Regions from separate parts of the Homo sapiens genome. Here region 2 is linked to region 1. The links are chromatin loops, found by intact Hi-C in ENCODE. Cell type or tissue: chondrocyte. All regions are shown on one strand. Each heading gives the region's core, and the rest is flanking DNA. Links, peaks and the distances in the headings are about the cores only. Region 1 has its middle 15 kb from the start of INO80C. Region 2 overlaps GALNT1 (polypeptide N-acetylgalactosaminyltransferase 1).

Region 1 (16,543 bases), core at 6,529-11,528:
TGGTTCCTAACCCCCACTGCTGTGTTGCTTGTTTTGGTTGTTTTTATTCACATGTGACACCTTGTTTCTGTCAGCTGTACATTAAGATAGTATCAGAGAAGATCAATCCACAAGCTTTGGGCACATTCACTAATGGAATAAAACAGAGACAATATGGAAGCTTAGAGATGTTCATTGTCTAAGTTCACCAAGAAATCCCCAAAGACTGAGAAATTGAGGCCTCCTCCAGGTATCCCATATGTACCCCTCTCTAGACATTGCTGCTGTTGCTGCTCCAAAGTAGGTGAGCTAACCAGTCCAGCTCCCAGGTGTGACCCAGCCCTGGGAACAGGGGCAGGGCGAGAAGAGGGTATGGCCAAGGGAGGGAGACCCATTCTGGGCAAAGGACCTGTGACAGGCAGGGCTGTCAGCGGTCTTCTTCCTTGGCATGGCACTGGACAGAACCCAAAGGATAGTGGGACAGTCCCCATCCCTCACTTTGTCGAAAGACGATGGCCATTGTTTGGAAGAACAAGAGAGGAAATGTGCTCACAGTTTTTTAGAGAATCTTCATTCTATAGAGAAAGACTCAAACTACTTAGGATGCCCTATGACCTATCTGTTTATCTCGCCTTTCATCTCTCACATTTGGGCTCCCAAATGTTGACTGGGTTCTGACCCAGTCCAGCCACCCTGCCCTCCATCCCAGTTCTCTCAGGGATCTTGGGGTCCCAGCCTGGCTCAGCGTCTGCCCTGCCTCTTTCGATCTCAATCCCTGGACTTGTGTGTAAAGTGGCTTCTAGCCCCTTTCCTTATCCCATGTTCACTTTTGCAATTCCCTGACGCTGTTGTGAAGCACTTTCCGAAGAGTTCTAGTTCATTCTCCATCTACTTGCACTGAGGATTTGAACTTTTTGTAAGGATTGGGGATTGTCAGTGTGAACTGAACATCAGTTTTTGTGCTCTGCTATAATGCAAGGAACCTCTCATGAGCAGGTCGATAAGGCATTTCTCCCTATGCTAAATGGCCCTGCACTAGTATGCAGTTTGAGTTTTTGCCTTCTGATTTCATTTCTGCCATTAAAGGGCTGGCTTCAGACATCTCCCGTAGCACACCCATAAACATAATAGATTTTCTGTTTTTAATATGTTGTGGACTGAAGTGATCAACCACCACAGGTGTTAGAAATATGTCTAAAATAATCACAGAAACCCACGAGTGAGGCCTTGGTGGGGACAGGGTGGGTGTCCCAAGACCAGAGGCATGTGCTTCAGTGTGTGGACTTTTGAGAATTTAGTTTAGCTGATCTGATTAATGGCCTTTTTGGGTAATTTTTAACCTCTTTTTGGCTTCAGTTTCCTTATCTCTAAAATGAGCTAACCAATTTTGTTTATCTGAGTTGTCAGACATTTTTAAGTAAACATTTTTTTAAGGCATAACACATAAAAAATGTGCACAAATCATTTGTGGACAGCCACGTGAATTTTTACAAAGTAAACATACTTGGTAATCCAGCTTACGAAACAGAATGTTATCAGCACCTAAAAGCCCCTGCTTCATGCCCATTGCCAATCCCCAAGGTTACCACTTTCCTGGCTTCAACCACCAGAGATTAGTTCTGAGCTTTATAGAAATGTAATCAGTCGTGTACTGTATGTATTCTTGTGTGTCTGCCTTGGAGGAGATTCCTTTTGCAGCATGTAGCAGTACTTCATTGTCGTGGCTGTATGGTTTTCCACTGTGAGAACAAGCCACAGTGTAACTATTCATCTGCTGGACATTTAGGTTGTTTCCAGGGTCTTCTGGCTCTTTTGAATGAAGCTGCTTTGAACATTGTGCATACATATCTTTCAGCCTACATAGGTAAACTTCTGTTGGATTATATCAAGAATGAAATTGTTGGGTCACAGAGTATACTTTAATAGATACTTCCATTTGACAAGTGGTTGTACCAATTTACCTTCCCACCAGCAGCAAACGAGAGTTCCACTCATCTACACCAAGGATTTTTTCATTGCACTTGATACTACATAACTATATTTGCCAAACAAATGCCCCGAGCAAGCGGAGAGGCAGTGGGATATAGCAGAAATCACACTCAGGTAAAACCTCAAGTGAAGGATGCAATAGTTCTGGACGAGGAAGTTATTACTTGTAAAGCAGTGATGATCTATAAGACTACTTTCATCTATGAAAGTCTTGGCTTTTTTTGTGATTTTCATGAGAAGTGCTACCTTTGTCACATACTTTCTGGTGTCTCCCTGTGACAGGCCCAGGACAGCTCTGGGTGGACCCTAAACAACAGACATATACACATTTGCCATAGATGTACTGCTTCAAGTGCAGAGATTTAATTGGTGCAGGGACACTGACGACCTAAAGGGCTTTGGAAACAAGTGTGGGAAAGAACAAGAGAAATTTGCAAGAAGAGTTCTTGGTCCCAGAGTGGAGTCATTTTGTTCTGGAGAGTAAGGCTGAGCTGGCAGGATGGTCAGAGTGTGAAAGAGCTAGTGGCAGAGGCAGTGCTACAACCACCGTGGATGACACGCACCTACTCTTTCATGCCTGGCCAAGGCAGGTGGGATGCTGCTGCCTGTGCCTGCCTCCTCTCACAAAGCTCTCCTGCATGAAATTTGAGGTGGGCCACTGGGTGGGTGGGTGGAGCCTGTAGCCTGTGCTCAGGCCCTCACAGCAAGAGAGACTTGAAAAATTTCTATCTTACATTTTTGGCTTTTTAGAACGATGAAGTCTTCAAACCTAAAAATGGGTGCAAATATTGGACCGCTAGGGCTATGGCTACTGATGATACTAAGAGCTAAAGTGATTGCCAGTTGTTTACCCTTCCTGGAGTTTTAAAAAAATCACAACTAAAGAGCATCAGAACATTATTTTGTTCCTTATTGTTTTCTATAGTTAAAGCTCCCAGGATCCACACCTTCAACCCACCCCGCCCCCAAAGTACACAATTGTCACATGTCCAGAAGTGACACAACTTCTCAAAACCATGCAAAATATGCGGGAGGACTTGTCAAACCAAGAGGTGGCCAGAGCAAGCCACTATAGTTTCCCATTATCTGAAGTAGCCATCTGCAAGGCAAGGGCTTGTTCCTAGTCCCAGAACGTAATGGTTCATGATTCCTCAATTAAAGATTTGAATGCTTTCACTCTATCCTTCAAGCAAAGATCTCACCAGGTACTTATTCTGAGAGCAAAGGAAATCTCCTTCCTCCCACCCGTCCAGATGCCCAGCCACACACTAACAAATGCACACACATCACAAACACCGGTGTTGTCCTCCTTAGCCCTTGGCCCTCCTGGCCATTCCCTGTGGGGCTGGCCCGATGAGCTGGCTTTTGTGTCACTGGGTGCTCTTCCTGAGGCCAGCTATGGGCAGATTATGAAACTGCCGCATCTGCCCTTTCTCTCCCCAGCCTCACCTCATGCCTATACGGTCCTTCCTCCTGTACCTCCTTCTGTCATGAGGGCTTTTCTTCCACTTCCCCTACCCCCTGCTATAGGGCAAGCAATGAATTAACTCAGTATGGGAGGAGGGGACTCCTTACAGAAGAATAAGACCAAAAATATCTTATATATAGGAGCCCCAGCACCTCTCCAAACTCCTGGAGAGCCACCGTAGGCACGGCTTTGACCCTGAGGCCTCTTAAAAGGCAGATGCTTCCCCCAGAAAGGTTGAGTGTTTAATCACCAATCCCTGGTGTCTCACTTTGAGTTATTTTGTCAGATCACTTTCCTCTGAGCCAGGAGAAGTCTTTAGGATGGAAAGAGCTTGTAAAAGTCAACAGAGAGAGAACAGAATAATAAGGAGGGTACCCCTGCTAAGAGAGCTGATCCAGGATCCTCTTGTCCCGTGCCCCTTCCTCTTGCTAACCAGCATGCCTCTGCCCCACCCGAGAGAAGGAGAGATGCAACCCAAGCTGGCTGCCTGCACAGCGTGCTCCAGGGTCCTGCTACAGCTTAGCAGGTATCAGTCCCCATCTTCAGCCTGACCCCCAGCCCCTCTTCGAGCACCTAGTCTAGACCTTGGTCTTCAAATCCCAAATCCTCAAACCTCCCTGTTACATTCCTAATGGATCCCATTGCTTCCCTGGTCACTCAATATGAATGTAGCAAATCCAAACGCTGGAATAGCGCTTTCCAGTTTGAAAGCACTTTGACACAATCTTACTCCATTTAAGCGTCACAACAAATCTGCCAGTGGGCTACTATTATGCTCACTCCATCACTTAGGAAACAGATTCCAAGAGATTAAAGGATGTTTTAAGGTCACACAGCTACATAGTGGTCCTGCTGGTTTGCATCAGCAATGTATCTGATGTCCCGTTGTGTGCTGGAGAACATCAGAGGCATTCCTGGCAGACCTCTCCCCTCTTCTCAGTGCCAGGCCTGAGCCAATCAAAGCCCTGCTGCTTCTTTCTTGCTCACTGCACTGGCCAGACTGTTCAGTACAATGCTGAATAGAAGCCATGAGCACAGACATCCCTATCTCCCTCCCAGTCTTAGAGGGAAAGCATTCATCTTTGACCCTTAAGTATGATGTTAGCTGCAGGTGTTCTGTAGATGTTCTTTATCAAGTGAGGAAGTTCCCTTTTATTTCTGAAAGTCTTAAATATGGAATGGAGGTTGGATTTCTTCAAATGCTTATTCTGCATCTAGTAAGGATATCATATACTTTTTCCTTTCATTCTGTTAATATGGCAAATTCGATTGGTTTTTGAATGTTAAACCAACCCTGAATTCCTGGGTTAAATCTCACTTTATTATAATGTATTACCCTTGTAGTAACATTGGATTTAATTTGCTACAAATTTGTCATGAGTTTTTGCTTTTGGTATTAGGGTAATGCTGTCCTCATAGGCTGAGTTGAAAAGTATTCCCTCCTCTTTGATTTTCTGGAAGACTTATAATATTATGTATTATTTCTTCCATAAGTGTTTGGTCGAATTTTCCAGTGCAGATATCTATGGCTGTTTTGAGGCTCTCTGGTTGTTATTTAAAAATAACCATAATAATCCAGGAAATGTCAACAACTGACAATTCCAATTGCTGTTGTCAGCATCAACATCCTTACCAACAGTATTTAGTGTCATTATTTTTAATCATCCCTGCTAGCTCACAAGAAGAATGAAGCTGGCATCTGAATAATGTTCTAGTGGTGGGCTGAGTTCATAAAGAGCCTCTGTCACATTTAACCCGAATCTTTCAGAAACCAGCAGATTCTGAGAATGAGTACTACTCCAGATGCCTTAGTGATGTTTTCAGCTCCCTCACTCGGGACCCTTGGCCAGGCAGGAGTCCTCAGCACAGCTGGTTCTCACCCCTTCCTCTGCCACTCATGGTCTCCACCCCTCAAACAACATATTCTCTCTTTTGCACTCTTCAGTTTTGCTCCATCCTTCCAGGCCCAGCTGGCATCCATCTAACTTCCCTGAGACTCTGTCAACACCTCACAGACCTTTCTCCAAATTCCTGTCACCCTGACAGCCAGAACTACGCCACTGAGCCTCTTGTTAAGCACTACCTTATGCTATTTTCTCATTGGTTCTTGAATGTTTTTCTAATTAGATTATAAACTGCTTTTCTCATATTGCCTCAGAGCACCTGATATGTGGTTGACTGCTTTAAGAGCAGCATTATAGCACATTGCATAGGAATTCCCGATGCAATTTCCTGATGCCTGCTTATTCTGCAGCAGCTCCACTGGAAAGCAAATACCAGGGAGGATGTCTTTTTATTTACGACTTTCTCTTCTAAGTGATTGCCCATGTTATATGTCAGGTCTGTGTATCTCTTAAACATTACTTGGCTTTCTTAATGGCAAAATGACTGACCTGATTTTTCAATGAAAAATCTAAAAGCATATATGACAAAAGTCAGTGTCTCCTAATATCCAAAGCATTTTTACTTACATTTCATTATACTCTGCCATGAGGCAGAGAAAGCAAATATCATGTTCACATTTTATGAGGCTCATCTTTCCAGCCTTGTCACTGCCCATGCTTCCTCTGGGCCCAGGTTTGGACTCACTGCTGTCTTGACTGAGCCCTGACTACCTTCCATGCTCCAGGCCTCATGCTGTTCCCTTGGCCTGGAAATTCCGCAGGGTCCAATTCAGATATACCTCCAAGTGAATGTTATCTGCCCCCAGGCAGAATTACTCCTACTTGAATATAAATTGCAAAAAAAAAAAAAAACCCACACTTTGATTTGCTTTATCACATACTATTAAAAACATCTTTAGAACTCATTAATAAAATATGCCTTGATTTCAAGAATAAATATAGAGTTTGAAAGTCATTTTTTTTCTTTCTAAAATTTTACTGTAGACATGGGGTGTTGCTATGTTGCCCAGACTAGTCTCAAACTCCTGGCCTCAAGCAATCCTCCCACCTCAACCTCCCAAAGAAAAGTTATTTTTATTGTTGATGAGTTGGTCAGTATTGCAAAAGGCAGTGAGCATCTATTCTGATGGCCTAAACCCAAGCTATCAGCAGCTATTAAAATATACGTTTATCATCAAAATCCATGAAGTCTCTTCATCTCATCTCTCTGTTTTCCAGTTCCTTATGTTTCTGATTCTTATTATTTCATGTACATATCCTTGAACGTCTATTTGTGTGTGCTTGTGGGCCTGCCTTGGCTGAGGTCTCTGAGGTATTTGGTTTCTCTTCTCTTTCTCTCCTTTTCCTATTGCCTTCTTGATCTTTTTTTAGTGTTGTTGTGACCTGGACTGGCTCAGCATTGGGTCACACCAGGTCTTGGCAATCAGGAGTCAAAAAGGACGGTGAGTATTTTGGGCACAGAGAATGGGCAAGATGGAAACTCTCTCAGCCACAGAGCCCAGCCCTAATGAGGGTGTTGGGGAAGACATCACAGTTTCACTTCTTGCCCCAGAGAAAGCCAGCTCAACCATGTGCCTGCATGGTTATCCCCTTCTTACTGAGTCCCTGGAGGCCAACTCTTAGCCTAAGTCTGATTAGGCTAGTTGTGCTTAGATCTGCCTAGCATGAAACACAGGTTATTTTTTTGGTTTTCCTTTAGGAGTTATCCCTTATATTTTTCCTATCCTAGAGAGCTCATTCAATTCTCTATCCCAGATGTGCATATCTGAAATTGGTAAACACTCCTTCCCCCATCAAATGACGTTCTCCCCTGTTTTCTGCCCAAGAACTGTCCAGATGAAGAGACCAAGGGCTCTGTTGCCCTCTGGTGCCCAGGTAGGTTCAGCCAATGGGGAAACTCAGCAGGAAATAGGTGAGGGAGAGTAGGTTCAAGATATTTGGTCCCCTAGCTCCCTTGTGATCTCCTGACACCCAGCCCAAACCTTGCTAAACTGTTACTTCATTGAACTCTCCACAGATTTTCATAATTTGAGTGTGCCATTGATTTCCTGCTGATGGACTTTGAGGTGTTTAAATCATCCAGAAGCAATGCAGGTTGAAATGTTATACCACCTTAGGGTATAGACACTTGAAGTAATCTCACAACAAAGGAGAACAACCAACTCAAATGGGAGCCTTGGGGAGAAATCCTGTGATTTCACTCAAGGCAGCTGTATCTTATTAATAAATGTATCACTTATTTAATGTAAAACTCCCATAACGACCAAGCTCAATGTCCTATAACTACAACTCCCATATTGGAATTGCTTAAAGTCTTAAGATTGTAAGATTATTAGGAAAGGAGTAAATAATGTCAAAATTATTCTAAAACACACCTGAAATTTAGGATCATGAGCATTCTTAAATTCATTTCCTCCTCCTTCACAAAGAGTAGGGGAAGTCATGTTTTTGTGCCACTGGCATAAGCAACTCTACTATTATGATGGCTCAGCAGGCTGATTAAGTTTAGGTGAGGCCAAGGTTCAGCTGGAGAAACAAGTCTGCAAAATTGCCCAGGCATTCTATGTCCCGAGTATGTCCTATGTGCCAAGCCGTTTGCCCAAGATGTCACATGCACTGCCACATTCATCCTCAGGTCAGTTTTGTAGAGGGGCCCATAGTCCCCATGTTATGGAGGGGTCTTTTCTTCTCACTAGCTCCCACACCCCAGCTGTGCTATGGGCTCCCCAGTTCCATAACAGGCTACAAAGGCAAATAGACAGGCCTTTACTTCGAAGGAGATGCACAGGGGACACCACAAATAACTCACATAGGCCTTCCCACCATCACCTTGCCTGACCTGGGTCACCAAGTGTGAACCCAGGACTGCCCCATGACACTGGGGTGCTCATATCATGAGGTACCCCCCAGAGACCAGAATGTCCCATCTGGACAGTCTCACAGAGGGAAACTGGTCTCTGTCAAAATATGTATTCCTTTTACTCACCTCTCACAGGGTGACATCTGAGCAAATAGGAAGTTGGTTCTTATTGTCTGTCATTCACAAAGGCTTTGGGGTGGCTCTGGGACTCCTATGTCATAGATAATCATGGTAGTCTTATGGCAGCCTCTTGACAAGCTAAGCTTCCTGCCCCTCCCAGACCAGACATCCCACGCACCTTCCAGGATGTGGAAATGTTAACCTCTCCTCGAAGCAGGAATGCACCCTGCATAAACTTGAGCCAAGTTCAACCTGTCTGTTGGCTGCACGAGCCACTCCTGACTACTCAGTCATTTCCTCATAACTTGACCCTGTATTTTATAGCCCTGAATTTTAGGTGCTCCCCTTCACTCTACCCAGCGTTATGGCAGTTGTTCTTGTGTTCCCTTTATTGACTAGGAGCCAGACAGTTTCAGACAGTATCCCAAGGAAGGAGGAGCAAAGTTTGAGGTCCCAGCAGCCCCAGGGTTCCTTTGCCCCACTGGGTGAAAGCCTTTTGAGGCCTGCAATGCTTTCGGAACCCTCCCTTCTTGCCCTGGGTTCATGGCCCCACGCATGGGAGTGACTTCGTCATGCTTCTGGAATGGGCAGCCTGTCTCAGCCAGGGTTTCCAGCCCAGGTTCCCTGCTGTGCCTTACAGAATGCAGACAGCTCAGGCTCAGCCAGGCCCAGGCCCTCCAGGAGAGCCAAGAGCTGATCTCAGCTATCAGGGACACTTACTGCATAGTGAGAAGGAATCCATTTTCACAGCCCCCCTGGGAAATGTTGCTCCTGTCAGTGTGGCTCCAGTCTTGACCATTGGCCACAATGCCCACAGCCCCACCTCTGACTGCAATTTTGTGCTGTGGGACTAAGAAGCATTTAGCTCTCGGCTCCCCCTGCTTGTCCCAAGACTTGGCATCATATCTTACACAGGTGTACACACACACAGAATACACATACACACATACGCACAAAATACATGCACACCTCTATATACGTAGCACACATGCATGTATACACATGTACACAGTCACACATAAAAAAATCACACTCACTCTCCTACATCTACACATACATAACACAAATATATACATATACGTTTTTACACACATACATATTCATATACACACACAGCCACCTTTTCAAGTGGCTCTCTCTGTTGTCCAGGCAGAGACGCACCAGTTCTGATTCAAACCTCCCCATCCTCCATCTCCCTTTGATGGGGAGTTGGGGGTGCAGAGGACAGTGGCCACTGGACCAGTGTATCCACACCACATTGAGGTGCTATTAAATAAATAAGTTCCAGTTTAAGAAGCAGAAGGCCATGATTTAGGGTGTGTCTGCTTGTGGTGGCAGCAAGTGTGTTTCTGAAGATCATACCTTCTCTTTCCTCCAGCTATAGACTTGTCCAGGGCAGAGACACTGTCTGACTTTTTATTTTTGTATTTTGTTGGTTTGTCTGTTTTTGTCCTAAGTTCCCATCACACACAGGCGGTGGCCACCTGGTTTTAGTGAATGGCTGAAAGAATGAATGGACAAACACATCCAGTTATTTAAAGGCAGTGACTGTGCATAATGATGAAGACGACAGCAAAAATAGATGTTTGAAAGGACAGTTGAGAGATAATGTGAGAAATAAGATAACTTGACAAATTGTTAATTTTACCTTCTAAATTTTTTTTTTGTCTCACTAACTGAAGAAAAGTTTACTGCAAAGAAAAGTTGCTTGATTCTTTCAAATGAATAGCTAGCTCCTAGCCCCAGATCTTCTGAGTTGCTGAATGACATGAGCTGTCCTTGCTGGAATGTTCTTCCCCTCCCCAGGTTACACAGTGCCAGGGTATGTGTATGTACTGAGGGAGAACCAGCTCTTGTCCTTGCTCTCAAATGGCCTCTTCAGGTCCCAGGTTCCTTGGCAGCCTCTGTGCCCCAGGTACCCCTAGGAGTGGGAATCTGGGCCAAGGCAGCCTGTGGTCTAAGTTCCCATGCAGGGTCACAGGATCCAGGCTGTGAATGGACATCAGTGGAGCCCATGGAGGCCCAGGATCTAAGAAGCACTGCTCAATGACAAACTGGGGTGACATTCGAATTGTTTATAACAACGTGCTAAACAAGACATTGGTCTCGACAACCAAATTCGGCTTATGGTCTTCGGTTGGCAGCCTCTCCTCTCTGGGGTCCATCCAGCTCTCTGGAGGCTGCCAAGCAGCTCAGCGCAGATCTCGCAGGTGTCAGGACTCCACAGAGCACTGTGGGGTGTGTGTCTGTGTGTGTCTGTGTGTGTGTGTGTGTGTGTGTATCTCTATTTATTCCTTCTTCCCTTCCACACCCTGACATCCTAAAAAGCATCCCCACATAACTGAGGAGACTAAACTGGTCCACTACCTTCAGCTCTATGCTCAGGTTAAAGAGAAGGAAAGAAATTCAAAAGGGGGAGCCCTTTGAAGAGTTGTCAGTGACTGGAGAGGGATGTGGCCTCTCGCTGCTGGGGCACACTGAGAGGTGGAGGAGGGAAAGCAAAGAGGACTGCCCACACTCCTGCCTCCACGCTGTGATGAGTGCCCTGTGCAGGGAAGATGGAAAGAGTTAGGATTAAATTGGGGGTGACATTTTAAGTTAAATGCTACTGGAAGTTTATAAACTAAAAGTAAAAGTTAGCCTGACATGTTAAGGAGTCAGGAATGGAAATTCAACTAAAAATGTTTCAAGACAGACAAAGAAAGTAAAATGAAGCCATTTCCTGTTCGCACCCCCGCTGGTTCAGCCTACTCAACAGACCATCTTTCTCCAGCCCCGGGAGATTCTGTCTAGCCTGGGGAAAATTCTTCTCCCTTCGTGCTTCTTCCAGAACTACTGGGACTGACCTAAGAGCATAGATTTTGGAAAGATAAAAGTCAGTCACATTTAGAAGTTACTCCACTCACTTGCCTGCCACATTCCTGCTGAGGGAAAATGAAGACAGGGTGAACTCCAGCTCAGATGAAAAGGCAGGAAAAAATATTTAGAGAGTCTTCTCATAAAACATGAGCCCAGACACACCAGTCAAAAACAAAACATCAGAGACCAGAGCGGTAAAGAGGAGGGCAGCTCAAAGCAGGAGGCTCCCTGGCCTTGCTTCCTAAAATCCTCCCGTGCAATGGCTCCTTCAGCTCATACGCACCCTCTGCCTTTAGATCAGCCAGGCAGTCTCTGTCTGAGGCCCCGGGTTTCCTGGCTGTCAAAATAGATACCAAGAGCTGGTTCCAGACACCTCACAGAGTGGCATTGAGTCAAATACGGTTTCATGGACTTAAACAAAAAAGAAACTCTGCAAACTCTGCAAATGTCCCCAGACATCATCACTGCATATGACTGAGGCCCTTATGGAGACCAGTTCCCTCTGTAATTCTCCTAAGGATATATATAGTGCATTCATGCTGTGTCACTCTCATTGGGACTTTGCAATCCAGTATTCTCCTAATTTTAAACATGCATGGCCCCAGCTTACAAACAAGTTGTGTTCCAAAAGTGCATTTACAGTTTGGTTAGTTGGCACCCAAAATTCGGTTTCACATGAAAACCTCGCTAAAACTAATCCATAATGCATGTGCAATCACACTGGTAGAAAACAATGCTGTTATACTGTGGTAATGAAGTCAAACGGAAAAATACGTGTACCGTATATTTAAACTAACCAAGTAATAGTACATTCACTAGCTTAAAGCCAGGTACTTGACATTCTCTCCTAATGCTTGAATGTTGCTGTTTCCTGCATCTTGAGGCCTAATGTGGGGCACGAAGCCAGTCTATTATAATATGAAGGGATATGGAAAATTGTGATGGAATTCCTGACAAATCAGAACCACCCACACATTTCTCCTCTAGGACTTCCCTGAGCCACCTCTGGCCTCCTCCACCGTCACTGTCTGCCCACTGCCCACTTCCTGGCTCCACCCCACTCTTAACACATTTCCCATCTTCCTCCTGCAACTCCAGCATGGATGAGAGCCACACACAAGGTGCTAAGGTTTAGAGGAAGAAAGAGTTGACATTTCTACTTTTAAATTTACTAAAAACAATTCAATTGCAAAGAAAAACAATTTCAGGGGCTCAGTTGCTGTGGTCTAACCCAGACTGACCTGAGGTAGCCAGGGGTGCCCTGGTGGCACCACACCTGGACTCGGGGGACTCATGGGTCCACTCTAGAATCAGTCTCTTTCTCTACATCTAGAATGGGTGTCACCATTTAGGGCTGCAGACCACATGTCCAGGACTGGCTACACAATTTGTGGGTTCCAGTACAAGATACAAATGCAGAGTCCCTTGTTCAAAGATATTAAAAATTTCAGGACAGTGACAACAAAGCCTGGGCCCCTGTACATAGACTCTGTGTGACTACCCAGGTGGCATAACCCTGAAACTGGCCCTGAAAATGACACCAACTTGATGGACAACCTTGACACATCTGGGTCATGTCCAAATTCTTGGAAAAGAATGGTCATTTCCTGTTCAGATTTCCCAAATGACTCCCCCTTTAGCCTCCTTTCATTCTGTGGACTGTGCCCAGGGCCCTCAAGAAACTGGACTCTGATTCCTGGCCACAGAGACTCCCTTTGCCTCCAAGGCCCCAAGTCTATGTGGTAGAGCAGATAACGCTCCAAACCAGCACTTACATGCCACCTCTCACTGTGGTCCTGTACAAAATTCCTTCTATTTACAAACTTTCAAAAATAAGAACACAGTGTTCCAGGGCCAAGGCAACAGACATAGGCTGCAGAGGTCACCTGGGTCCTTTTCATCTCAGCATCTGTTTGTTCACTGTCCACACCTTCAGCATGCTGGCTGCATCCAGGTCTTTCTTTAGGTCTTTGGCCAACATCAAACCACAGTGTGATGGCTAATTTTATGTGTCAATTTGATTGGGCCCCAGGGTGCCCAGACATTTGGTCCAACATTATTCCGGATGTGTCCATGAGGGTGTTTTTGGATCAGATTAACATCCACATTGGTAGACTGAGTAAAGCAGATTGTCCTTCCTAATGTGAGCCTTATCCAATCAGCTGAAGCCTGAATAGAACAAAAGATTGACCCTCCTGTGAGTAAGGGGGTTAAAAACTCCTCCTGCTGCCTGCCTTGAGCTGAGATATGACTCTTCTCCCGCCTTTGAACTCATTGGGAAACATTGGCTCTTCATGGGTCTCAAGTCTGCCGGCTTTTGGACGAGAACTTACATCATTAGCTCTCCTGGTTCTCCGGCCTTTGAACCCAGACTGAAACCACACCATCGGCTCTCCTGGGTCTCCAGCTTGCTAACTACAGATCTTGGGACTTCTCTGCTTCAACAATGGTATGAGCTGATTCCTTATTTTATTTATATCATGTATATAAACATTACAATATATTAGTTCATATAATAAATGTGAATTTCATATATATATATATGTGTGTGTATATATATCCTATTGGTTCTGTTTTTCTGGAGAATCACAATGAATACACTCAGTCTCAGGATTCAGAGTGCTCATGGCCAGGTAAGTACTAGTATATTTGTAACCAAGGTACACATAGACTTAAAAAACAAAAAAAACAAAACATAGCAATTATAACAAAGGCCCACCCTCCACCCATCACTGAAAGGCCCTTCTTGTGCTTGATCTCGTATACTTTAGGCAAGTGTGATGTTGTGTCTGTATACTGTGGCAAAATCAGCCACATGGTTGGTGGCTTATGCCTGTAATCTCAGCACTTTGGCAGGCCAAGGCAGGAGGATTGCTTAAAGCCAAGAGTTCAAGACTAGCCTGGGCAACAAAGCAAGACCCAGCCTTTATAAAAATTAGCCTGGTGCAGTGGTGCATATCTGTAGTCCCAGCTACTCAGGAGGCTTAGGCAGGAGGATCCCTTGAGCCCAGGAGTTCAAGGCTGCAGCAAGCTGTGAGGGTGCCACTGTACACCAGCCTGGGTGACAGAGTGAGACCGTATCTCCAAAAGAAATTCAAAAAGAAAAAGGAAAAGAAAGTGCCCATGGTCAACAGTGTATAAATGCCCTCCAACCAAAGTCCACCAAGAACACACCTGTAGCTGACGAGGTGTTGGGTGTACTTCTCATAGTGAGATAGAACTACACCAGGGGAACCATGGGGCATCTCAATAACAGTGTGTTAGAAAAATTCTATTATGGGGTTGGGGCTTGGGGGGTTATTAAAGAGGAACCAGGAAGGCAGAGGCTTTCCCTGGATTGCACAATATCAGAAAGTGAGGACAATTCTGTGATTGGTTATGTCGAGAAAACTTATCTATGAGAGGGCTCGCTAGAGCAGGAATAAAGCTATAATTGGTAAAGAAACAGCAGTCACTCATATTAGCCAAGGGAGGAATGCTTATAATTTTGTGGGTGACACAATAACTACTTTTGTCTGTGCCTAAGCAAAATTATGAAGTGGCCTTGTTTTGTCTAAGTGACCTTGTCTGATGTTGGTGTTCTGAAAGATCGTTTGTCTCTCTGCTTCATGTTCTCAGTCGTTTCTACTCCCCTGGTTCCCTTTGTTCTACCCCCACACCCTGACCAGCCCTGCTATCCTGGAAGAGAGCTAAAAGCTCAACTTGTGAGGTCAGATGGGCTGGGTCTCCCTTGTGCTAGCTGGAAGGGCTCTGGGACCTTCTGAAGGGAGACACTGCAGTACACATGGCTTTTCTCTTGCTTACCGTGACTCCCTTTCTTTTTTTTTTTTTCTTTTACTTTTTCTTTTTTTTTTTTTTGAGACGGAGTCTTTCCTTGTCACCCAGGCTGGAGTGCAATGGCCTGATCTCAGCTCACTGCAACCTCAGCCTGCCGGGTTCAAGAGATTCTCCTGCCTCAGCCTCCTGAGTAGCTAGGATTACAGGCGCACACCACCATACCTGTATTTTTGTATTTTTAGTAGAGACAGGGTTTCACCATGTTGGCCAGGCTGGTCTCGAACTCCTGACCTCATGGTCCACCCGCCTTGGCCTCCCAAAGTGCTGGGATTACAGGTGTGAGCCACCGCGCCCAGCCCAACTGTGACTCCCTTTCTAAAATCCCTCTACTCTGAATTACCAAAAACCAAGTGCTGTGCTGAAGCCTTTAATATATATTCACCAATTCAATCCTTACTACAACCCTAGAAGGTAAGTACTAGTATATTTGTAACCAAGGTACACATAGACTTAAAAAACAAAAAAACAAAACATAGCAATTATAACAAAGACTCACCCTCCACCCATCACTGAAAGGCCCTTCTTGTGCTTGATCTCGTATACTTTAGGCAAGTGTGATGTTGTGTCTGTATACTGTGGCAAAATCAGAGAACTTCCCTTTCCAGTCTGGGCACTATTTGCAGAGTAATCTTCTTATTGCTTGACCCTGGATCAAAAACCCACACTGTAGCTAGGCACAGTGGCTCACATCTGTAATCCTAGCACTTTGGGAGGCTGAGGCAGCATTTCTCTTGAGCTCAGGCATTTGAGACCAGCCTGGGCAACATGGCAAAATCCTGTCTCTATTAAAAATACAAATATTAGCCGGGCATGGTGGCGCATGACTGTAGTCCCAGCTACTCGGGAGGCTGAGGTGGGAGGATCACCTGAGCCCGGGAAGTCAAGGCTGCAGTGAGCTGACATCCCCCCACTGTGCTCCAGCCTGGGCAACAGGAGTGAGACCCTGTTCTCCAAAAAGAAACAAAAACAAAAAACGAACCGAAAAAACCCTACACTGCTCCCTACTGCCTAGAGAATTAAGCTCAAATTCCTTCCATCAAGACTTCGCCTAATTTGGCTTTCAACTGCTTTATTGTCCTCAGTTCCCCTTTTCCCCCTAAGTGAGCTCTCTACCATGGTCAAAGCCATACATTCGTAGGCCCCCTGAACACATCAAATGCATTTCCACATCTGCAGTATTCTTTCAAATTGAAACATTCCCCTGCCTCCATCCAATCTCAGGCTATCTCTCCTGTTCAACTCAAGTCTGACTTCAGCTGTAAAGCTTTTCTGGCATGTATCTGGTGCTATTTCATATAGTTATTTATGTTTTTATGCATTACCCGTGTTGTCCCAAAGAGACCTGGGGTAGATAGTTTGCAAAACGGCCACAGTAATTTCTCCCATGCCTGTATGTATGTATGCCCCTTTGCCATTTCTATCCTCAAGAGGTCTTCACTCGTTGAATCTGAGCTTGAATCGGAATATGACCTGTTTTGGCCATTGGTGTGTTAGAAACCCCTGAGACCACCAAACAGCTGGCCAACT
Region 2 (16,543 bases), core at 7,805-12,804, 100 kb after region 1:
TGCCAGGTCAGACTCTTGGATGTTTCAAGTGGGGTTTGGGATTCCAGATCAGATCTCTTTGTTGATGTTTTGTGTGTGTGTGTGTGTGTGTGTGTGTGTGTGTGTGTGTGTGTGTGTGTGTTTGGAGGCTGGGATTTATAGATTGTGACCATCCACTGTGAGAGACATAGTCATAGCACTGGCCATATTTATATCACATTCCAGAGGAAACTGCCTGACCCCCACAGTTCCTGCTCAAAGGTGCTCTTAGTTGGTCATATTTTGTACCCCTCAGAAGTGAGCACCAGACTCAAGGCAGCCAGGTCAGTAGCACCTGCTGTGATATGACCTGGCTTGAAAAGATAAGTAGGCTGGCCACTCTGCCCTCTTCCTGAGAATTTAACTTCCCAGTCTAAGACAGAGGCCCTGAGTCTAACACAGTGCCATGGGAGAGTAAAAAAGCCATTATCATTCGTAGGCAGTTTGAGGCAATCAGAGGAAGTGAGGGTGGAGAAAAAAGAGAGAGCAGAGTTGATTGGGGATGAAAAGAGAAGAGGCTCTTGGAGTGTTGTCCTCATGGAGTCCTTGAGAGACACTAATCCTTCTGCTGGGGTCCTTGGTGGGGCCTTGTGTTCTGCCAGAGCCATTGTGTTTCTGCTTCCTTCTGTGATGCCTTACTCTATGGTTGTTTCTGCCCTGTTTGGCTTGGGATTCCTGGGTTCCTTGCATGCATGCTGTAGCATAGGATTGGGTGTTGGTACTAGTTACATACAGAGGCTTAGTGTAAGAGTAACTGAAGCAAGGAAGAGGTACTTCTGTCTCATGTCTAAATCTGGACTTATACAGCTCATGTATGAGGCTGGGGGCTGGTATGGTGGCTCCATGGTTTTCTGGGATCTTAGTTGTTCTAACTTTCGTATTTGCTGACTCGGGCTGGTCTTCATCCTCATGGTCTCAAATGAAACTTCAACTATCATATTGTCATTCCACGCAGTAGAATGGAGGAAGGGTGAAAGAACGGTCATGCTACAGTCCTTTTTAGACACCTATGTGAAGTTACACTCAAGGCTTCCTGTCATATATCAACTAGAACCTCCAACTAGTCACTCCAAGGGTAACTTGGAACTATATCTTTATTCTAGTGGTCCATGTACCTAGCAAAAATTGGGGGTTCTGTAACTGCTGGAAGGGACATGAATATTGGGGGATGTCTTGCAGTGTGCTTCATATATGTTTTAAAATTTTTTTGATATAAATTTAGGGTAACTGCCAATTTTTATTTTAAAAATAGGGATTTGGGGGAATTACCTTGAATCTATACAGCAGTTTTTATATTTTAACAATATCAAATCATCTAGTAGCTATTTCTTAGATCCCTCTCTAGTTAGTTAGATATTTTAAAATTTTTCTCAGTAATATTTTTTGTTTTTCAATGAAGTTGTCTTACTGCTAAGTTTATTCCTAAAATTTTGTGGGTTTTCTGCTATTATAAAAGGATGTTTTAACTTACATTTCTAATTGTTTGCTACTAATCTGTAGAAATGCAATTGATTAGATTATGTTGATCTTTTACTTTGCATGCTTATTAAATTTAATGTTTTTTAAGATTTCTAAGAATTTTGCCAATAAATAACCATGTAATTTATAAATAGAGGTAGTTTTATTTCTCCCATGCTTCCTGTATCTTAAAAGTAAACTCCCTGTTGCTTGAGGCCACCTCTGTGCCTTGGTGTGAAAAGAGTGTAAAACACCACTCAGAATCTTCTTGTTTGATTTAATGCCTAATTTGTACCTAGGTTTCTGCTGTACTGATTGTTTCAGCCAAACTAAACAAAGATTCACTTTGTTTCTTCATTTAATAAACCTTAGTGTCTATTATGTACTCTAGGTGTGGTACTAGGCATTGTAGACACAAAAGAAAGACACGAAAATGAAATATGTGATCTTTTCCCTCAAGGAGCTCACAGTTTGGCAGAGGCAACTGAATAAGTAAAAATAATATAGTATGATAAATGCAGTAATAAAGATCAACATTCAAGGTATAAAGTATACATATACTACTAGAATGACAGAAAAGAAGGACTAGTTTTCTGCATCTTCCAGCTCTCTTATTTCTTCAAGACACGGGAAATAACTAAGCACTAGCCATCATAGGGGCACTGTAAGTCCAAATGCAGGTGTTCTTTCTTACAAGAGTTTTCCAGTTCTTCCTTATTAGTGAACAGAGTAAAAGCTTTCTCTAAACAAATCCCTGAACCTACCACAGTAAAGAGCAATCACATATGTATAATGCTTTATGTTATAGAAAACTCTTCTCATTACAAACCCAGTTTTCCAGAAATCCAGTTACCCAGTTTTGTCAGACTAAGATTTCTTTTGGCATTTTTAAAATAGCAGTCTGTGTTTATTGACCTAGCTTGCCACTGGTGGTGTGTTTTACTTTAAATCTTATCCCTCTTTACTTTTCTTCTGCCTTTGTCTTTAGAAAGTTGGTCTTTGATTGATATTAGTGGTACTGTAGAGGATAGCTATGCTAAGCTTTGATTGAAATGGAATTTTAATACAAAAAAAATTCAGGTCAGTTAAATCTCTGTCATTTTATGCAGAATATATGGAATAACATGAGATTAATAGAGCATTGTTCCTGCAGCCCATCTCTTGGGATATGGAAATAGCTTGGCTTTTCAGACCTCATGTTTGAGATGGTGTTTGCTCTTGGATAATTTTGCCTGGAGCGCCTTGCTGCCCTTGAGCCTCTTCTGTGTGTGCTGTCATAGTATGTGTTAAATGTAGGAATTGAAAGCACTGCTATGCATGATAGTTTACTTAGATTAATTGTAGCTCTAAATTTTGTGTTTTAATTCTTCACTGTCTTGGCATCATAGATGTTGGACAGTCCAAAAAAAGGAAGTTTTCCTATAAGATAATTATTTTTTAATGGAGGATGGGCACAACATTTCATCAGAAGCATTTGGGAGAAAACAGTGACCAGGAGACAGAGTGGATTTTTAAAAAATATTGATTGTAATCAACTGCCCACTCTTTGCTTAGTATTAATACCCTTAGATTCTTTACATTGAAGACATAGGTTTTAACACTGACATCCCAAATAATAATTAATGTTTTTACTATTTAAAAATGAAGTTAATCCCTAGGATTTGGTTGTTCTTCAGTATACATTTGATCCTTTTAGATCGAGGTTGAAAATAGTTCTGAAAGTCATTTTTTGAGATGAATGGAACACAGATCATTTCAATTTTTTAATTTTTATTATGCCTGGAACCATGAAGATACACTTTTATGGATCACAGAGTGTTCAAATTTCAAGGAATAGAACAGCTATATAATTTGTGAGGCCATTTTAGACAGAGAAAGCAACACCTGTGCAGACATGGAAGCCAGAGAAAGCATGACGTAATTGGGCAGCTGGGAGTGGTTGGATGTGAATGAAGAGCAGGGCATGGGAAAGAGGTGCAGAGTGGAACCAGGGTGTGGTCTCTGCCTAGAAGGCCCTTCTGCAGGATCTTCCTGTGTCTGGCTCCCTGCTCTTCCAGGCTGCTTCTCATTGCCCTGCCTCAGAGAAGCCGTTCCTGATCACCTAGGATAAAGTAGCCACCCAGTCACTTGCTAACAAGCCAACTCCTCTTTTTGTTTGTTTATGGAGCGTTCCTTACTGGCTGTCACTTTTTGTTTATTGTCTGTGTCCTAGTGCTTTACTATAGTTCCATGAGAGCAGGGACCTTGTCTGTCCTGTTTATTGCTGTAGATCTAGAGCCCAGCATAAAACTGGCATTTAATAAATGTTTGTGATGGGAATATAAGTGGATTTTTTTATTATGGATTTTGAATTTTCTTCTGTGAGTTAATTGTTCTTAATCCAGTAGTTCTCTAAACCCTTTTACACTTTTAGAAATTACTGAAGACCCCGAAGAGTTTGTTTTGTGGGTTCATATGTATTGATATTTACCAAATTAAAGATAACCTAGACATTTAAAAATAATTTATTTAAAATAATAGACTTGTGATATGTTAATATAAACATTTTTATGAAAAATAACTTTTCCAAAACAAAAAAAGTGAGAAGTGTGGCATTATCTGACATTTGTGTAAATCCCATTAGTGTCTGGCTTCTCATAGCTGGATTCTCATACCCTCTTTTTTCCATTCAGTCTATTGATACTGCATATCATGTAGCCTCTGGACCTCAGCCACATGCTTAGGAGGGAATGACAGTAAACAGGCAAATGGTGACTTGGCATAGTATAAAAATAGTCTTGACCTTGCAGACCCCTTGAAAGGGTCTTGATGACCCCTTGAGTTGGATAGGGTGGGGGTCTTTGTACTACATTTTCAGAACTGCTGCTGTAGGTGGATGATTTTCAAACTTTTTAGTAGCAGGAGTATATTTTCAAATATCTCCTAACAAGTTCCAATGCATAGAAAAGATAAAGGTGGAGCTGTTTTGGTTAAAGTGCATATGTGGTGGGAATACGGATTCGGGAGCAGGGGAAGGTCCCTGGAGCCATGCTTTCACTTTTTTTCTCATTTTTTGGCTGAGCTACTAAATTGGCCAAGGGATTGATACCTCTAAGGCAGGAATACTGTGTGAGAGAAAGTGAGGCAGTTGAACATACTGCAGAGACTTTCCACCCTGTGCCATAGTTTAACTTTCAGGTATTTTATTTAATAGCTTTTTAATATTTTATATAAGTCAGTAAGAAAATTTGCTATAATTTGCAGCAACCTTAGAGAAATATTTATGTAATCGAATGTTATCTAACTCAGGTTTTTAAAAGACAATTTGCTCTCTTTATACATCTGAGAGTATGTAAAATAAAATTCAATCAAGGTCCAATATGTAATCAGACAAAAGTAAGGATGTGGAGGAAGTTTAATATTGGGAATTGGTAATCTAATTGTATGTGCCAAATGCAGGAGGAATTCTCATGGTCTTGAGAGTGGAGGGAATGGCAGCTGGCCAGAGGCTGCCTAGAGCTTGGACCCTGTGTTAGGCAGCACCACCACCAGCTAATGGTAATACGTTGTTGTGGTAAATGCAGTGTTTGACTGCCTTGGGAAACATTCTTAACTCAGTCTGTTTTGTTTCTGTGTAAAACTGTTTCTAATCTTTTTTGTCTTGAAAAAAGGATCCTGACAAAAGTTTCCCACAAAGCTTCTGTTTTTACACAAAAATCCTGTCTCTAAATTTGTAGGCCTTGCCCTTTGGGAGTTTTATCTGACAGGCAATATAAAGTGTCCTCATTACCATCATTATTTATTACCTGTATCATTAAAAAAGACATCATTTATTATATGTAATTATATCACAGTGTTTATATAAAATATGAGCTCTAGCTTTGTTGTCTACATTTTAAGAGAAGGAAAAATTGAGAGATAAAGGGAAAAGTAATGAAAATAATTATAAGGCTGCAAAATACTGTCTTAGGTTTGGATTTAAATATTTTTAAGATGTGATTTAATAACTTCACACATGATTCTTATGAAAAGAGAAAAAACCTGTTTTAATGAGTTAAAAATAGGGTACATCTCCATGAAAGATAGAAGGAGATATAATTGGACAATTTGCCTTCTGGATTAGGTTTAAAATTCAAAAGAACTGCCTAATAGTGATACTAATTAAATTCTAATTATCTTTAGAAATGTGAAAGATAAGTCTGCTAATTTAACCATTTTTTCAGTAAAAGCTTCACTCTAAGCCTATCGTGTTTATTTTTATATTTGTTTAATTTTTTTGAACAAATAGCATCATAAATTTTTTAGCATTTCCAATTAATATTAAAGTGTGCCCCAATTTCTTTGAAGTAGATGGAGTCATGTAGTATTAACCTTTCTAGGCCGGGCGTGGTGCTCACGCCTGTAATCCCAGCACTTTGGGAGGCCAAGGCATGGATCACCAGATGTCAGGCATTCAAGACCAGCCTGGCCAACGTGATGAAACTCTGTCTTTGCTAAAAATACAAAAAATTAGCTGGGCATGGTGGCAGGTGCCTGTAATCCCAGCTCCTCGAGAGGCTGAGGCAGGAGAATTGCTTGAACCCAGGAGGTGGAGGTTGCAGTGAGCTAATATCGCACCATTGCACTCCAGCCTGGGCAACAAGAATGAAACTCTGTCTCAAAAAAAAAAAAATCCGTAGGCAGCTCTCCATCATACCTCACACCAGGAGAGGAGGAAAGTACCCATAGTTTCTTAAAATTTTATGTTTAAAAAAATTAATCAGTGGTATGTTATAGGGAAGTAAGAAATGTTTTAGTAATAGCTACCTTGTTTAAGATCGCAGCTCCTCTCCACCAGGCACTCATGGTCCTCCCTACCTGACTACTCAATTTTTCTTTCTTTCCATTGCAATACCTTCTGTGCTATAATCTAGTTTACTTATGTTTATTATTTCCTGTCTCCTACTCTGCTCCTACAGAAGTGCTTTGAATGCATTGATCTTTGTTTAGTTTACTGATACGTACTGAGTGCCTAGAATATATTTGTTAATTCAATGAATTGCTTTTCCTTTGGCTTCTAGAAGTGGATGTACATTTCTTTTGGGGAAAAATACTCAGCAGACTATTCAAAACTTTAAGAGGCTTCTGTTTCTGGCAGCGTGGCAGAGTAGAGGTTAAAAAAAAGGTCCCACATTATGAAATGTTAAAAATACTGGACTTAATATTCAAAATATCTTTTAAATGCATCGTTGAGCTGACAAGAGGTAAGGAAACTTTCCAGAGGCCCAGAACAAGAAATCTTGAATCCAGGGAGGTAAGTTAGTAGTGATACTGGCTCCCGTGCTGAGGGTTCTGGTATTTGTAAGTCCTTCAAAACCCAGAACTTTGGCTTTTGCAGGGTGGCCATAGGGTACCAGACGGTGTCTAGGGATCAAGCAGTTGCTAAGTAAGATCCAGAGACCTTTGTGTAAAGCTGAAGCTCCCTGAAAGCTGTCAGTGGGTTTAACTAGGAAAAAGCAAAAAACCTATCCCTCAGTGGTTGGAAAAGTATAGGGTAGGGAGCATAGGAACAAGGTTGCCTGTTTCAGCTTTTCACTGGAAGGGTAAAATAACCTTCCCCGAAAAATTATAACTGCAGTTCCACTCTAACTGGATTTGGGGTTGAAGTTCATACTACCTTAATGGTGGGGGAAAAAAAAACAACCAAGCCAAGAATTTAGTGAAAAGTAGTCTCAGTCTCAGGACTGAGAATCAAATGAAATCCTCACTGGAGAAATACAGGAACACAGGCCTCAGAGAATTGACACAGGTAAAGTTTCTTCCTAGAAATGCATTCACAATTTAAAAAACCAAAAACACTTTATATAAACCATGAGTTAATCAGCAGAGCAAGGAGACCGTGTAATCAGGCATTCAAACATTGCAGATATTGTAGTTGTCAGATATGTAATATAAGATAAATGCTTAATATGTTTAGAGAGTATAAAATACGGCTAAAGAGCAAAAGACTATCAAAAATAATTAGGCAAGTTGAATTCAGCAGTGTATAAAGGAAATACTGGATATTGAACAAAGGGTTTATTCCAGGAAGGCGAGCTTGGTTCTGCATTAGAAGGACTATTAATGTAATTATCGACACAAGCAGTTTAAAGTTAAAAAAACCATATCATCCTAAAATATACAGAAAAAGAATTTATTAAAATTCATCTCTCTTTTATGGTAAAAACTCATAACAAACTAAGAACAGAAGGGAAATTCTGTAACCTGACAAAGGGCATCTGTGAAAAACCTACAGCAAACATAGTATTTGATAGAGAAACATTAATGGTATTCCTTTGAAAAACAGCAGCGATATAAAGATGCCCACTGTTACCCTGCCTCTTCACAATTGCACTGGAGATATGAGTTAGTGCAGTAAAGCAACAAAGAGCTACAGGGCTATGAGGAATGAACAGAATGGTCATTCCTTAGAGTGAATATAAGTACCTTCATAGAAAATTCAGGAGTTTATTAAGTTGCGAATATATGATTGATATAGTAAAATTTAAGGACTAACATCCAGAATCTGCAAGGAATGCCAATTAATCAACAAGAAGATCATTATGGTAAAGTCAGTTCTATTACTCTAAACTAGCAGCATACAATAATAAATGTAATAAAAATATTTCTCAATAGTAAAAAAAATAAAAAGCCACCTAGGAATAAATAGAAAAAGAGAGGGCAAGATCTTTAAATAGAAAGGTATAGAAATATATCGAAGGACATTAAGAAGACCTAAATAAATGTGACGACATACCATGTTCATAGAAAGAAGGTTTCCTATAAACGTATCAATTAATCTGTCTTTAATATATGAATTTATTGCTATTAAAAAAAACACCCAGCAGGGTATGGTTTTGTTTGTTTTTGTGGAATTTGACCAGTTAATTCTAAAATTTATTTGGAAATACAAAGGGTCAAGAATGGCTAAGACATTCCTGAAGCAAGTACTTGTCTTACAAGATTTTAAGATAGTGTAAAACTTTAATCATTGAGATGGCATAATATTTGGACAAGCATAGACAAATAGATAATGGAAGGAAGTTAAGGCAAAAACCAGAACTCTAAGTACGTGGAAAGCTAATACATGACAGAGCTAATGTTACAAATCAAGGAAATGGAATACGTTTTAAATGGTTGGGATTCTTAGCCACATTTTAAAAAATGGTTTTTACTAACACTGTATTAAAAAAAGCAATTTCAGATGGATTAAAGACTAGATTGTGAAAGGCAAAACTTAAGCCTCCAGAATAAAATATTAGAGAGTATTTTAGACCTCAGGCTTTGGAAGCCAAAAGCACAATTGTTGAAGGAAAAGGTTTATTAATTTGGCTGTACTAAAATTAAGATCTCTTGGGTTTTGTGTGCATGGAAAGGAGAGTGTAAAGACTAGTCACAAATACACAAGTAGAATATATTTTGCATACAAAGGATAAGGATTTTTAGAATCAGTAATGCACACACCCATATGTCAGTACGCATACATACGTAAGTGTGAAAACAGTTAATGGCAGAAGAAAGCAAGAGCTGTTTCTTAGGAGAAAAATGAATAGCCAGTAAACAGTTGTTTTCAGGGAAATACAAATTAAAGCTACATTGACAAAATTGTAAAAGTTGGACATTGTCAAGTATACCACTGCACTACTCCATGGCAGAGGTTGGCAGACTTTTCTGTAAAGGGCCAGATAGTAAGTATTTTAGCCTTTGCAGGCCGTACAGTCTCTGTAAAGGCCAACAACTTTGACGTTGTAGTGCAAAAGCAGCTGTAAACCATATATAAATGAATGAGAGTGGCTGCATTCCCATAAAATTTTATTTACAAAAATACTAGTTTGCCACCCCTTGCTCTATGACACCAAAGTTAGTGAACTACATCAATATGGATGAGTCTTAAAAACGTAATGTTGGATTTAAAAGGTAGCAGAAGAATACATTATAATATGATTTAATTTATGTAAATTGCAGAGGTAGACAAGGTAAAGGATACAGGTTTGTGGGTTTCATCATAGTTGCTGGGACCTGACTAATTTTGAATTCTGGCCTTGACATGTATAGTCTATGTGACGCTGGCCAAATTACCTAACTTTTTAAAGTGTCAGTTTTCCTATCTGTAAGATGGTGTGCATAATAGTACCTGGCTTACTGGGTTGTTGGGAGTATTGTTATACAGTGCCCATCAAAGTGCTCAGCACACAGTAAGTGCTTGGTAATTGTTGTTATGCTTTTATTCTCCTGTTTAATTTATATCTCTATTAAAAGAAATATAGCTGTTATTGCTTTGGACACTGGGTGTTTTTTTTATCTGACCTGCATTGCATATGGCTAATGAGAAGTACTAAGGCTTGCATATCCTCACCTGAAGTCTTGAGTAATGTTTGATTCCTTTTGCTTAGCACAGGTTGTAAAACCTTCTAGTGTTTTAGTGTTGTGTTTTAATCTCCACATTCATGGTAGCTTGCTGAATACTTGGCAGAAACAGCTTCCAGTGTCACGTAATCTTTCTCTGTGGCAGTTAGCATCGTCTCAGACTCCTTTTTCAGAGCTCTCTCCTCCTTTGTATTGGCACCACTCTTCAAATTCTGTGACTTCTCAGACCTTCCAGTCCTCTAGTATGGTCCACCCCTCAAACTTCTGACTCTTCAGCTTCCTCAGCTGAAAATGAAGATAAAACCCACTTGAAAGGGTTGTTATTAGGATAAAATTCTCTCTCTAATGCCTAAGCCACTGAGGAACCCTGTAACCATAGATCCTGACTCATTTATGCCAGAGTGAGGTGTGGTATGAAAACAAACAAAACTTTATGAGTAGTTCCTTCCCCATTTGAGCAGCAGTGACGGGTGAATGTAATGCAAGCGGCGCATTGCAGGCATTCAGACAGCTCCCCCCTCCATTTCCTGTCTGTGGCTACTGTTCTCTAGACTCTTCTCTCACACCACCAAGAATCATTTATTACAGGTATTTATATTGACCATTTCCTCCCTAAGGACAGTGATGTTGTCTAACTCATCTTTGTTCTCATATGGTCTGGTAAAATGCTTGGCATATAGTAGGGCAGTTAACAAATTTGTTAAGTGAACAAATGTCTACTATATGCCTTGCTTTTGTTCACAGAACACCAGTGTATGCAGTATTTGGCCTGCCAAAGTAAGATGTTAAATCCAAAGTAAGATGTTAAATCCTAATTTAGCGTTTAGCTATCTGAAACACGTTTAAAAGTTACTTCTTTGTTTTAACATCATATTTCGAGAAATTCTAACATATATAAAAGTAGACAGAACAGTGAAACGAGCCCTCTTAAACCTGTATCCATTCTCCAGATTCAGCAAACACATTTTCCCACTTGTGTTCCACCTCTCAATCTAACCTCACTCCCCTGCTCTTAAGCCCAAGTATTTTAAAGCAATGGAAGACATCATGTCATTTTACCTCTAACATTCTTCAGTATAGATCCTTTAAAATGAGAACATTTTGAATATGACCACAATGCTGTTAACATTCCTAATTAACAGTGATTGCTTAGTAGCATCTGTAACCCAGTTCATAATCATATTTCCTCAGTGGTCCCTAAAGTGTCTTTTTAAGTTGATTTGTAGATTCAAAACTCAAAACAAGATCAACATAGCACATTTAGTTTTTTTAAAAAAGCTTTCCTTAAAAAAATAAAAACAATACCTATTTTAAAAATTATTTCTCTCCCTTTCTCTTCTTCTTTTCTTTTCGATAACTCTTCAGATTAGGGTTCTTTATAATGAAACCATAAACTTTGCTCTAGCAGATAAAGGTTTCATCTTTTAAGACTGCTTTGCTGTTCTTTTTTTTTTTTTTTGATAGCCAAGCACTTAACATGTATAGAGAGCACTACTGCAGTTAACAGCACAGCAAAATGCAAAACTGTTAACTGCTCTGATTTTTCTTGTGCAATGAGATAGCATTATGTGCAGTACCATTAGGAAAATAATTTTACATCATTTTCATTCATAATTAACATTATTTACATTAAATGTAGTCTAAACCTGTAAAATAATCTTGTATTCATTAAAAAGTATATATTCTTTGGTATGTTTAGTTTAAATACATCTTTAAAAAATTTTAGTTATTCCTCTTGAATTTATGGTTAGGGTCTCAAGAAGGAAGCTTGAGACTAGACTGTAATGTGTGTTTGAAAAAGACTGCTCATGGATGAACTTAATTCTTAAATTCTCTAAAGCTCAAGTGGAGAAATGACATCTGCAAAAAATTTATCTTTTAGTTGCATTATGGGTAATAAAGACAAACATGTGTAACTGTTTAGTGTATTTAAAAGAAAAGGAGAGATAACCCAAGTGATTAGAGGTTTTAGTAGAATAGTTTTGAGAATTAGAATTTTAAAAAATAATACAAAAGAAATGTTTGAGTTATTGATGTGAATTAAATAGCAGGTTTATTTCAGAGTTTTTTTTTTCCAACAATTTACTTAACTTTCCTATTACATTGTTAAGTAAAATGTCAACTTAATTGTACTGCACTGTTTTTGTTTGTTTGTTTGTTCTGAGAGCAGGAAGCAAATCCTATAATCAGCCCTCCAAAGAGCTGAAACAAATATGAAGAAAAGGCGCTTGAGGTCATCCCCTAGAATGGATCTTAACTGATAGCAATGCAGAAGCAGCCTGAGACTACAGGGCAGACCGAGTTGAGGGAGGGAGGCAGAGAATAGCTTTTCACAGGAAAATCAGCAGGCAAGAATGCAAAACAATCACTAACGCTATAAACTAAGAGACGTTAAATGACATTAGGGAGAGACTAGTAAGAGAGAAACCAAGTTAGAAAACACAGCAACTTAAAAACCGATATGCCAAATTACTGATTAGTTAAGGAAAAAAGGAAGGGTATGGTTGTTTTGCAGTGTGTGGTACCTGCGATAAATCTGTAAGGTAGAATTTGTGACTAACCAGAACACTGTCTTTCTGTAACATGCTAATATATGTTTTGTTTTGTTTTTTCAATGGTAACTAAATATTTCAGGCTATTATTAGGGCCAAAAATCTAAAATCTACCCCTAACTCAAGTTTTGGTTTTTATTTGTTCTGTTGAGCAAATCTGAAAACTTTTTAGATCTCAAAAGGTCGCTTAAGTTAGTAACCTAGTAACATCAGACAGTGTATTAAGGAAAGCAATTCTCAAAAGAACCTTCATGCTTACAAATGTAAAAAAAAGAATTTCATCTAAGGGTACTACTGTCCTTTGAGATTTTTTTTCTTCTTTTTCTCCTCACAGATGATCCAGTTATACAGGAGGAAAAGTATGGCACTGAGCTCTGGGGAATGCATGGAAAAAAAAATTGGGAAAAGGGAGTGACAACAGAGATTTCCATTTAGTCTGCAAATTGTTTTTGGTCTTTCTCATCCATAGTCCAGCGCCAAGAGACTGTGGGATCATACAGTCTTGTTTGTGATCCAAACTGGCAGTGGCAGTACTGATGACAACAGTGTAGTAACTGTCTGCGCTCAGTAGTGTCGTTGGCAAGCTTCTAGTGAATTCTTTATCCACTCTGGTGGGCCACCTCATAGAGTATACATGTTGTCTCTGCGTTTTAACTTGATCTGTGGACCAACAGTTGTTTGTGGGTAACATTTGAGAATCTCTGTTTAAAGTCTAGGAAGTAAAAGGTTTTTTTAAATAAAAAATGTAAAGCCTATTCAAAAGTACAGTTAGCAGAAGATAAAGAACAAGCCATGAAACCACCTCTCCTCTGAGTCTTGTCTTATTTTTCTATTTTGACCGATTTCCTTCTGTGTTTGTTAGCATTAGGTTTGGCAGCATCGCAAAGGTCCCTGTATTCCCTCTTCCCCCACAAAAAGGTGCTTTAAACAAGATAGAGGTTTTTTCCTCTCAGGATATGGCAGCTATGTGGTCAGCAAAGACCCAGCTCCTATCTTTCTGTGTTGCAGTCTTTAGCTTATGACTTTCCTTCTCAGGGTTATCTCCTGGTTGCAAAGAAGGTCCTTGCAGCTCCATCCGTTGTGTTTGTTTTTCAGGCAGCAGAATCGAGGGGTGAGGGCAAAATGGCCCTTCTCTCTGTGAAGTTGGTCCCTTTAAAAATCTTTCCCATATTCCCACCCACTGATTTCTGATATTGGCCAACCTAATCTTCAAGGCAGGCCAGAAGATGTAAATTGCCACTTTTAGTAATACAGCAGTTTGATTTGTAAAAAAAGAAGAGGAAACTATTGAATGAACAACTAGCAGTCAGCCATAATTTAGATCTTTTATATAAAATAATTTCTGATATAGTTGAAGCCCTTCCCTTCCTCCCTCCTCAGAAACAACCACTAGTAAGAATTTGGTGTATTATCCTCATGCATATTATTCTCTACAGTGTTTGTGTCCATAAGCAGTCTGTTTTATTTTAATATGTTTTAAAGCTGTATATTAATGGAACATATTGTACATATTCTGTAAATCACTTTTGTCTCATTCATCATTGTTTACTGATAATGATGCACATAATTCTAGTTTATTCGTTTTTCCTGCTATATAGTAGTCTATTGTATAGTTCATGTGTACATTTAGGTTGTTACTTTTTTTTTTTTTGGTCATTATAAACAATCCTGCAATCATGTCTCTTTATACTCATGTGTAAGAGTTTCTCCAGGGACTGTACCTAGAAGTGAAATTAGTGAGTGATAGGGTAGTGCTTTCTTCAGCTTTATGAGATACTTATTGCCAGATTGCTCTCCAAAGTGGCCGTGCCAAATTACACTTGGAACAACAGTGTGTGAGTGTCCCATTTCCTTATTTCTTACTAGTTGTGTTTTTGCCAGTTTGATGAGGTCAGATTCATTTTCCTGAGTACTACGGAGATTGAGCATATTTTTATGTTGTCTTATATGTTCCATGTTTATGATTCTTTGTCTATGATTTGCCCGTTCATATCTTTGGCCATTTTTCAATTGTGTGTGTTTTTGTTGTTTGTTTTATTTATTTTTTTTTTTAGAGACAAGGTCTCGTTCTGTTGCCCAGGCTGGAGTGCAGTAGTGGGATCACAGCTCACTGCAACCTCAGGCTTCCAGGCCCAAGTGATCCCCCCACCTCAGCCTCCCAAGTAGCTGGGACTACAGATGCGTGTCAACACACCTGGCTAATTTTCTTTTTTTTTACTTTTTGCTTTTTGTAGAGATGCGGTCTTCCTATGTTGCCCAGGCTGGTCTTGAACTTCTGGTTCAAGTGATCCTCCTGTCTTGGCCTCCTACAATGCTAGGATTATAGACATGAATCACCGCAATTGGTCTGTTGTTTGTTTTGGTTTGTAGAAGTTTTTAATACATTCTGATACTAATCTTTTGTTCATTATCTGTATGTATCTGAATATTTCTTCCCGGACTTTCGCATATCTTATGATGTCTTTGGTTATATCAAAAATTTTAATTTTTATGTAGTAGAAATTATTCATTCTTTTGTGGTTTGTGCTTTTTGAATATTGCTTAAGCAATTCTTCCTGATCTAATGACGTGACAATAGTTGCCTATAGTTTAGAGTGTTAGAGATTTATGCCTTTAAGCCTTTAATGTTTTTTTGTATGGTATGAGGTAGGAATTTTATTTTTACTTATGAATGAACATTTATTGAATAGCCCATCCCTTTCACACAGATTTATAGTGCCATCTCTGTCATATATGAAGTTTGCATATTCATGTGGGTCTGATTCTGGGCTGTCTTCTGTTTCATTGGTCTTTTCATGTGTGTCTGCCTGTGTATGACACCAAATTAGTTACCATATCTTGATATATGGTAGACAGAGTTCTCTGACCTTGTTGTTTAAAATTGTAATGGCTTTCTTAGCTTTGCTCTTCCATGTAATTTTAGGATCTACTTTTAAAGTTCTATTTAAAAACTATATTGAGATTTTGATTGGAACTATAGTAAGTACACAGATTAATATAAAGATAATTTTTTTCTTTACTATAGAAATCCTTCCACACATAAAGATAGTATTCCTTAATTTTTTTGTAGATCTTTCTAAGCAATTTTCTTCTTTTTCTTTTTTTAATATTATTATTTTTCATTAAGAGACAGGGTCTCACTCTGTCACAGAGGCTGGAGTGCAGTGGCATAGTCACAGCTCACTGCAGCTTCGACTTCCCAGGCTCAAGCAATTTTCTCACCTCAACCTCCCAAGTAGCTGGGACTATAAGCACATGCCACCATGACTGGCTAACTTTTGTATTTTTTGTAGAGACAGGGTCTCCCTATGTTGCTCAGGCTGGTCTCGAACTCCTGGATTCAAATAATACTCTTTGCCTCAGCCTCCAAAGTGTTAGGATTACAGGCATGAGCCAAAGCACCTGGCTTAGCAATTTTCTGGTTGTTATTGGTACAGAAGACGTCAACTGAATTTTGTATGTTCATCTTGTATCCAGCAACCTTGCTGAAAGTTCTTGTTCTAATTGTCTTTATTTCCTTGGATTTTCTATTATTTTTTGTTCGTTTTCTTCTTTCTGATTCTAAATCTCTTTTTTTTTCCTTCTTGTTGTACTGCGCTAGATAGGTTCTCTAGTACATTGTTGACAGGAAGAAGTAATAGAAGACATTTATCTTTGTCTTTTTCCCAACTTTAACAGTAAGTGAGTTGTTTTTTTAACTGTAGATTTAGGGCAGATATCTTTTGTTAGGTTAACCAAATTCTTATTTCTAGTTTTCCATGAGTTCTTTGTTTTAAGTGTCTTAAAGGAGTGCTGAGTTTTACTATTTTATATAATATATAAGTTGTTTCCTCTTACCCACACCTCCATTCTTTGTTCTAATCTTGTCATCTATCACATCTTCATATTAATAAGTTGTACAACACAGAGTTATAACTTTTGTTTTAATTGGGTATACATCTTTTAAGAAATTAAGAGGGAAGAAATCAGGCTTTTATATTTATTCATATATTTACCGTTTCTGGTGTTCTTCATTCCTTCTGACAGATCTGAGTTTCCATCTGGTGTCATTTCCCTTTTACCTGAAGAACTTCCTTTAGCATTTCTTAATTTGTTTTGACATTTCTTTACTTGAAAATGTCTTTGTTACATGTAATGAGAAGTCATCCTTT

Evidence for each region. Hi-C counts contacts between places; a loop is a spot of excess contacts. Peaks named below come from ENCODE experiments on the same cell type or tissue, not always from the same donor. Only the 100,000 strongest peaks of a DNase experiment are listed, where the experiment ranks them.
Region 2: a loop joins it to region 1, with 2.1 times the contacts of the local background. A loop is called at or near these places in 3 of 110 quality-filtered maps.

What each region holds. Positions count from the first base shown.
Region 1 is chr18:35,504,831-35,521,373 of GRCh38, forward strand. No RefSeq gene overlaps it. Among named protein-coding and RNA genes, the nearest start is that of INO80C, 15 kb to the left of the region's middle. RefSeq lists an enhancer at 4,024-4,606. In chondrocyte, for the core only: no CTCF peak of the experiment used is centred there; a DNase peak (open chromatin) is centred at 8,931.
Region 2 is chr18:35,606,752-35,623,294 of GRCh38, forward strand. All of the region lies in intron 1 of GALNT1 (polypeptide N-acetylgalactosaminyltransferase 1), which reads left to right. Among named protein-coding and RNA genes, the nearest start is that of MIR3975, 23 kb to the left of the region's middle. In chondrocyte, for the core only: CTCF peaks have their summits at 10,377 and 10,577; no DNase peak of the experiment used is centred there.